Linked DNA regions of Homo sapiens: region 2 is linked to region 1. The links are chromatin loops, found by intact Hi-C in ENCODE. Cell type or tissue: K562. All regions are shown on one strand. Each heading gives the region's core, and the rest is flanking DNA. Links, peaks and the distances in the headings are about the cores only.

What was found. A loop is a pair of places that touch in the nucleus more often than their neighbours do. Peaks named below come from ENCODE experiments on the same cell type or tissue, not always from the same donor. Only the 100,000 strongest peaks of a DNase experiment are listed, where the experiment ranks them.
Region 2: it touches region 1 in a loop (3-fold over the local background); 2 of 110 quality-filtered maps call a loop at or near these places.

What each region holds. Positions count from the first base shown.
Region 1 is chr1:212,663,537-212,667,404 of GRCh38, reverse strand. LINC02773 (long intergenic non-protein coding RNA 2773) reads left to right here and starts at 1,760. Exons shown (of 4, transcript NR_183483.1): 1 at 1,760-2,086; 2 at 2,718-2,818. RefSeq lists silencers at 1-140, 1,696-2,005. In K562, for the core only: a CTCF peak has its summit at 1,988 (motif pointing left); DNase peaks (open chromatin) are centred at 1,744 and 1,964; H3K4me3 peaks cover 551 bases; H3K27me3 peaks cover 829 bases.
Region 2 is chr1:213,068,549-213,072,416 of GRCh38, reverse strand. It overlaps RPS6KC1 (ribosomal protein S6 kinase C1), which reads right to left. Exons shown (of 15, transcript NM_012424.6): 2 at 1,376-1,411. Among named protein-coding and RNA genes, the nearest start is that of RPS6KC1, 19 kb to the right of the region's middle. RefSeq lists an enhancer at 1,677-1,976. In K562, for the core only: a CTCF peak has its summit at 1,873; a DNase peak (open chromatin) is centred at 1,896.

The DNA.
Region 1 (3,868 bases), core at 917-3,416:
CAAGCCACCCTCACACCTCCAACACTTCATTTGCATATGTGGTTAGCTTTTTAATGATATCAGAGCAATCTGTGAACAGCTTCAGCAGGGGGCCCTCTGGCAGAATTGAATAAATTGGACGGTTAAAGACCTGATTGAGGCCAGGTTTGTTGGCTCACTCCTGCAATCCCAGCGCTTTGGGAGGCCTAGGAGGGAGGATTGATTGAGCACAGGAGTTTGAGATCAGCTCCAGGCAACATGATGAGATCCCCATCTCTAAAATATAAAATAAAAATTAGCCAGGTGTGGTGGCAGGCACCTGTAGTCCCAACTACTCAGAAGACTGAGGTGGGAGGATCGCTTGAACCCCAGAGTTCGAGCCTGCTATGAGCCATGATTGTGCCACTGCACTCCAGCCTGGGCAACAGAGTGAGACCCTGTCTCAAAAATTAAAAAAATATATATATGACTGAGAGCCAGCTTGGTAAAGCCTTCAGAGCCAATGTGCCCTGCAGTCCGTCAACACACATGGAATGATTGCGCACTGGGGAACTGCAGTGCAAGACAGAGATGTGGAAGAAAGACTTGACTCTCAGAGATAGAAAAGTCAGGAAAGACACAAATAAAAACCCCAAAGAACTCCCAGACACAGACCTCTACAAACTGACTTGTTAACCTTTTGGGCCCGATCACAGCAGAAGCAAGGGCTCCACACCATACGAACCTGGGTCAAGGCTAAGGTGCCGGGGCCGGCTTCTTCTCCTCTGCTCAAGCAGGCTTTATATGGAGCACACTCTCTCCAGGACACAAAACAAGAACCATGCCCCTTCCACCCTGGCCCCCCTTACCCTCTCAGAAGGGGCTCCCTGGCCTAGCAGAGAGCAAAAGGCTACAGGTCTCACCACTGAAAGCTGGGCACCACCCGCCCCAAAGCAGAGAAGTGGAGGAGAGGACACTAGGTAGCTGCGCTAGCAGGGTTGTGCATGAAGCCAGCACCTGAGAGAAGACAGGAGGGAGGCAGAATTGAAGCCAGAGGCGGTGGTTTTTGGTGGTCACTATGGCCCACTCTAATTACTATGCACCAGGCGAGAGTCTGTGCTGGGTGCTCCTGAACATACAGATATGCAAGACACGGCCCTTGGGGGTGGGATGTCCTATAGGAGAAATTAGCCAAAAACGCAAGGCTGCCTGCATTGAATGCCAAATGATGGACACACACCATAAGTGTCAGAGGAAAAGAAATAATATTTACTGAGTACTTACTATGTGTTAAAGCACCTGTAAATGGTTTAGATGTATTTAATTTTTCCAACAGCCCATGAAGTGATTACTGGTATTATTTCCACTTTATGGATGAGAAAATTGAGGCTCAAAGAGTCTTAAAACACTTGCTTGGTGTCACACAATTTTTCATGGTAGATTCAGATTTTCAACTCAAAATTCTACCTCTCCAAGTGCGCGCGCGCGGACCCACGCACATGCATGGTTTTCTTGATGGGAGAGGATTTTGGGAAAGAGAGGTGACACCAGGCACGGGACTCTGGCTCCTACGCATAACTTATTTTTGACACATAGAGGGAACTTCGACGGCTACGTTTTCAAGCAGAGGGATGTCTTCTAACGAAGAGTTCATTTTTGATGTTTAGTTGTGCAGTCGTTAAGTCTGCGAGTTGCGATCCTGCTTCAGTTGTGCTGTGGGAGCGCAGTGGCCCAGGACTGGCTGGCCCGGCTGGGGAGGAGCCCAGGGAAAGAGGAAGGGAGGGCAGGGGAGGGGAGAAGCAGCTGTCCCCGGGCTGCCTGGGAGTCACTGGGGAGTCCTAGCCCGCCCTTGGGCCTAGGGCTCCCTGATGCGGCCTCCACTCTTCGCAGGGCCAGGGGGCGAGGAAGGAGGAGGGAGGGAAGAGGGAAGCTGGGGAGTGGGAGAGCGTCCTCCACGACCGCTTGGGTCCTCCGCGGGGCAGCCTCGGGGAGGGTGGCTGCAGGGCCCGGAGTCGCCTGGATCGCAGCGCCATCTCGTGGCTGCTGGCAGGTCTGCCTTGGGCCCTCTTGGCACAAGGCAAGGAAACAGGAGCTCTTCCCATCAGTGACAGGTGCCCGCCGGCCCGCAGTGAGTCCCAGGGGGCTTTCTCCTGCGTCAGGGAGCCAGGAGGGGAAGGGGGCATGGGTGCTGGGACCAGATTTCCCTGACTCTGTGCTCCTGGGTAAGGACTGATTGTCAAGAGTGGGCTTCCAGTTCTACCCCAGGCCCTGAGGGTCTTGTCCTTTTGCTGGGAGCCCCCACCGTTCTCCCCTACTCCCTCCTGTCTTCTCAAACGATAGCATAATGGAAGAAATCATCCTTAGAGTATGCAGGCCAGAACCCTGCCCCGTTGCGTAAGAGCTGTTGTCCCCGCGTCTCTCTGAGCCTCAACGGTTTTATCTGTTAAAGGGCATAATAACACCAGGAGAAGAATATATTGTAAAGCCTCTAGCACAGTGCCTTCAAGTAGTAGGAACTTAATCCATCCTTGAAGGCGACATCATTGTCAGTGGTTACAACAGGTCTCAATGTTGCGGAAGCTCATGCTTAGCAGATGGTAGGTGCCCTGGGAATATTGCAAACTAGTAGCGATGTCTTCTTAGCTCCAGCCCGAGAATGGGACAGTCCTAGTGCTAGATGTTTGCCTAGTTTCATAGATGATAACAATCCAGCTGGTCTTGCAAACCTAGTAAAAATAGCTGTCTATTCTACCCATCAGCCCAGGAGAATGCTCCAGTGTCACCAGTGACTCCTGCTCCCACATCTGCCTACAGGAAGCCCTCTTGGAACAAAAGCATCTCACTTCTGGGAGGCATCAAGGTAGTGAGGGGAGAGGGCAGTGGTGTGGGTTACACAGACCTGGGGCTCCCTTACCAGGTGAGGACCTGGAGCAGGCCACTAACCTCTCCAAACCCCATGTTTGTCATCTGTAAATCAGGGATATTATTATACTTCCCACCTCTTTAGGCTTGTATGGAATTGAATGAGATTATTAATGTAAAACACTTAGCACGGTGGTTTTAGTGTGCATCAGCATCACCTGAGGATTTATTAAAATATGAGTTGCTGGGCCCCACCTCAAGTTTCTCAAGCTGTAGGACCGTGGTGTGGCTCAATAATTTATTTGCACTTCTAATTTGCATCTCGGGGGATGTTGGTGCAATCTGTCCAGGAACCAGGCTTTGAGAAGGACTAATCTGGCACATACTAGATCTGCAATGAATTTTTTTATTATACTTTAAGTTTTAGGGTACACGTGCACAACGTGCAGGTTTGTTACATATGTATACATGTGCCATGTTGGTTTGTTGCACCCAGTAACTCATCATTTAACATTAGGTATATCTCCAAATGCTATCCCTCCCCCCTCCCCCCACCCCACAATAGGCCCCAGTGTGTGATGTTCCCCTTCCTGTGTCCACGTGTTCTCATTGTTCAATTCCCACCTATGAGTGAGAACATGCGGTGTTTGGTTTTTTGTCCTTGCGATAGTTTGCTGAGAATGATGGTTTCCAGCTTCATCCATGTCCCTACAAAGGACATGAACTCATCATTTTTTTATGGCTGCATAGTATTCCATGGTGTATATGTGCCACATTTTCTTAATCCATTCTGTTATTGTTGGACATTTGGGTTGGTTCCAAGTCTTTGCTATTGTGAATAGTGCCGCAATAAACATACGTGTGCATGTGTCTTTATAGCAGCATGATTTATAATCCTTTGGGTATATACCCAGTAATGGGATGGCTGGGTCAAATGGTATTTCTAGTTCTAGATCCCTGAGGAATTGCCACACTGACTTCCACGATGGTTGAACTAGTTTACAGTCCCACCAACAGTGTAAGTGTTCCTATTTCTCCACATCCTCTC
Region 2 (3,868 bases), core at 434-2,933, 410 kb before region 1:
GCCACCATGCCCAGCTAATTTTTGTATAAAAATATATCTGTTTTAAATCATAGGACAAAAACAACTATGAAATCAGACATAGCCAGAAATGATAATGTATAAAATTTAAATATTATCTAAACCTGGGGCCATACACTCATATCAACCAGTACCAAACAGTCACCTTAAATGTATGAATCAAGCCAGGTATTTTCTGTAGAGTAGTGGGACCCGTGGCTAAACAGAAACAACCTACCACCCAAAGACATTCATATTTAATTGTGGAAAAAAAAAAAACAATACTGTTGCAGAATCAGGACTGTAAACTTAAAGTATCTGTTTTAAACACATTAGGGAGGCGGAAAAAATCCTGATATATGTCCTTCTAGTCTTAGTGAAATTGAGCAGGGACTAAAATGAAAATAAATCAAGAAACATTCAAAGCAGCAAGCTCCTCAGTAAGGATTCCTAAAGATACACAACAAGCACAAAGTAAATACAAATAGAGAATTCCACAATTTTAAGCAAAACATAACAGGCTGGTACCATTATAGAAAGAAGGAAAAAAAATGAAAAAATGCACAGAAGAATCTGCAAAAGAACTTACTAACTTAAAGTTTAAAAAAAAAGAAATATCTATGCCTAAAGCAGTTTTCCAAGATGTCAACATGTCAATTCAATCTAAAAGTGAAAGTAGGCAGAGACCCATAATTTACTGTTAGAATCTTTAAAATAAATATTAGTTACCAAATACTTTTTATTACACAGGCATTATGATCTTGAAATGGGTAAATAGGGGCCCTTAAGTGATACTGAAATCTTGTAAACACTAGTTACCAGAACAATGATCACTTAGTAAACAGCACCATAATTCATTAAATTCTTATTTATATAACTTAACACCTACTAAAACTTAACAATTACTTAGTAGGTCTCAAATAGGACACTTCAGCTACTGTTTTGTGAAATGAAGACAATCTTCACGCAAACATATAAAGACTGATGTACAGGCCAGGCACAGTGGCTCACGTCTGTAATCCCAGCACTTTGGGAGGCTGAGGCAGGTGGATCACCTGAGGTCAGGAATTCGAGACCAGCCTGGCCAACGTGGTAAAACCCCATCTCTACTAAAAATACAAAAATAGCTGAGTGTGGTGGCAGATGCCTGTAATTCCAGCTACTCGGGAGGCAGAGGCAGGAGAATCACTTGAACCCAGGAGGCAGAGGTTGCAGTGAGCCGAGATTGCGCCACTGCACTCCAGCCTGAGCAACAGGAGCGAAACTCCGTCTCAAAAAAAAGAGGTTGATGTACAAATGATTCAGGCAATTTCCTCAAAAAAGCATTTAGTTAAATTTTTATCAAATACATAAAATAAAATCTTCATATAAATGTTACCTCCTGGACATCCTCTGGATTTCTTCGTGAAACAACCTAAAACAAAACATACATAGAAATCTCTAATCATTATCAAAATTTAAGATTTCATATTTGTATAATTAACTTCCAATAGTATTTGTATGAAAAATTCAATTTGCTTAAAAAAATAAACACTATATCATTTATCCAAAACTCAGCTATATAATAACTTCACTATCTGAAATTCATACTGTTAAATCAAGTTTAACCTAAAGTTACCTCCCTTAGGCTACATATTTTAAGTTTGGCCTAAAAGTTTCTCTGTACATAATGAAAGAGAAATAGATATGTAAATAGATGTGTAAAGACTGTAACCTACTCTGGCGCCAATCACCAAGTTTTGGCCAAAGAGAGCCAACTGTTCAAACAGTGTTCAAATAAGGCAAATGCTTAGTTGGAACCAATACAGCTGTTTCAGTTTCCTTTTCTGTACATCACTTTCCTTTTTCTGTCCATAAATCTTCCACCACATGGTTGCGCTGGAGTCTCTCTGGACCTACACTGGCTGAGGAGGCTGACCAATTTGTGAATCATTCTTTGCTCAATTAAACTCTGTTAAATTTAATTTGGCTAAAAATGTTATTTTAACAATACTAAAAATTAAGCAAAAAAACAGCTAAAAGTAAGTCCACATGCTAAAGTTCATATATTCACTACATTCTTAAGAAAAAGCATCTGGCCTTTACTCTTACTTAATTAACATAATTCTAACAAGTTTGTTCACATCTCCCCTTCCCAGCAAGCCTATATACAAATTAGAAGCATAAAAAGCAGCTGCACTTAGGCAAAGTGTACAAGGGATCTCCCTACATTATTTCTTACAACTGTATATGAATCTACAATTAGCACAATAAAACTTTCAATTAAAAAAAAGCAGCTACAATGCTCGGACACAACATGTGAGAAGTATGAGAAGTAATCACTGGCTACCTATGATGAAGAAAACAAAAGTAATATAAATTATTTACAAACATTCAGGGACAAATAATCCTTCTATCAATACTCCCTAAGCAAAGAGGAAAAGGAGAGATTCCTTCAGACTTCCCTGATGACAAAGGCCAAAAAGTCTAACACCAGGTAAAAAGATTTTTTTCACAAAACTTTTGAAAAGGCTAGGTGTTTAAATCATCAAACAGCATCCTAAATTAGGAAAATCTCACATTAGATTACATAATACGGTACCATCCATGTAAGTGTCAAATTAACGGTTTTGAAGCTACAATGGTGTATTTTGCAAAAATAAACAAAAAGATAAATCAGGCTGTTCTGCCTATGGAGTAGCCATTCTTTATTCCCTTACTTTCTTAATAAACTTGCTTTCACTTTAAAAAAAATTTTAAAAAAAGATAAATCAAACACACATTAAAATGGTTGCCTAGGAGTGTGAGGAAGAAAAGGGTCTTTGATATCTAATGACAATACACCATGAACTAGGGATTATAATCCATTCAGCAACACCCCTAAAGTCCAAAATAAGAACAAAAAATAGAGGATGTAAAGTCAGACAAACCTTGGTTCAAATTACAGTTCCTCTTACAGGTTTGATCTCATCGATAAAACGGAGATAATACTAACTGCCTGGCCTGGCTGTTGTGAACAACAAATAAGGACACAGCAAGAACTCTATAATTTAAAAGTTTCCTGTCCCCTACCAGACAGGTTAACCATTGTAAAAGGTCCCACCTAAGAATTCCAGAGAACAAATATCTTGCACTCTATTCTCCAACTTTCAGAATATATAAACTTGGTGAAATCTTGTAGTAATTGTCATTAATTTATACTACAGTGCTATGCAATAGAACTTTCTGTGATAACGGAAAAAAAGGTTCTCTATTTGCAGTGTTCAACACAGCCACCACTAGCCACATGTGTGTGGCTACTGAGCCACTGAAATATGGCTACTTTGAGAAACTACATTAATTTTATTTCATTTAAATTAATTCAAAAAAATTTTTGTATTAAAGAGACAGGGTCTCACTCTGTCACCTAGGCTAGAGTGCCATGGCATGATCATAGCTCACTGCAGCCTCAAACTCCTGGACTCAACTGATCCTCCCACCTCAGCCTCTTGTGTAGCTGGAACTATAGGCACACCACAGTCGGCATACACACACACACACACACACACACACACACACACACACACATATATACACTTTTTTTTTTTTTTGGTAGAGATGGGGGTCTCCCTATGTTGCCCAGGCTGCTCTCAAATTCCTGGGATCAAGCAATCCTCCCGCCTCAGCCTCCCACAGTGCTAGGATTATAAGTGAGAACCACTGTAAGCCTTAATTTAAATTTAAATCAAAATAGCTACATGTGGTTAATGGCTACCAAATTAGACAACACAGATTCAGTATAAGAGACTATAACAGGTAACTAACAACTATACATTATTCAAATCTTTGATTTTAGCTATTACTTTCAAATACCAGCCTGTCCCCTCACACACCTTTCCAAAAGTATAGTATT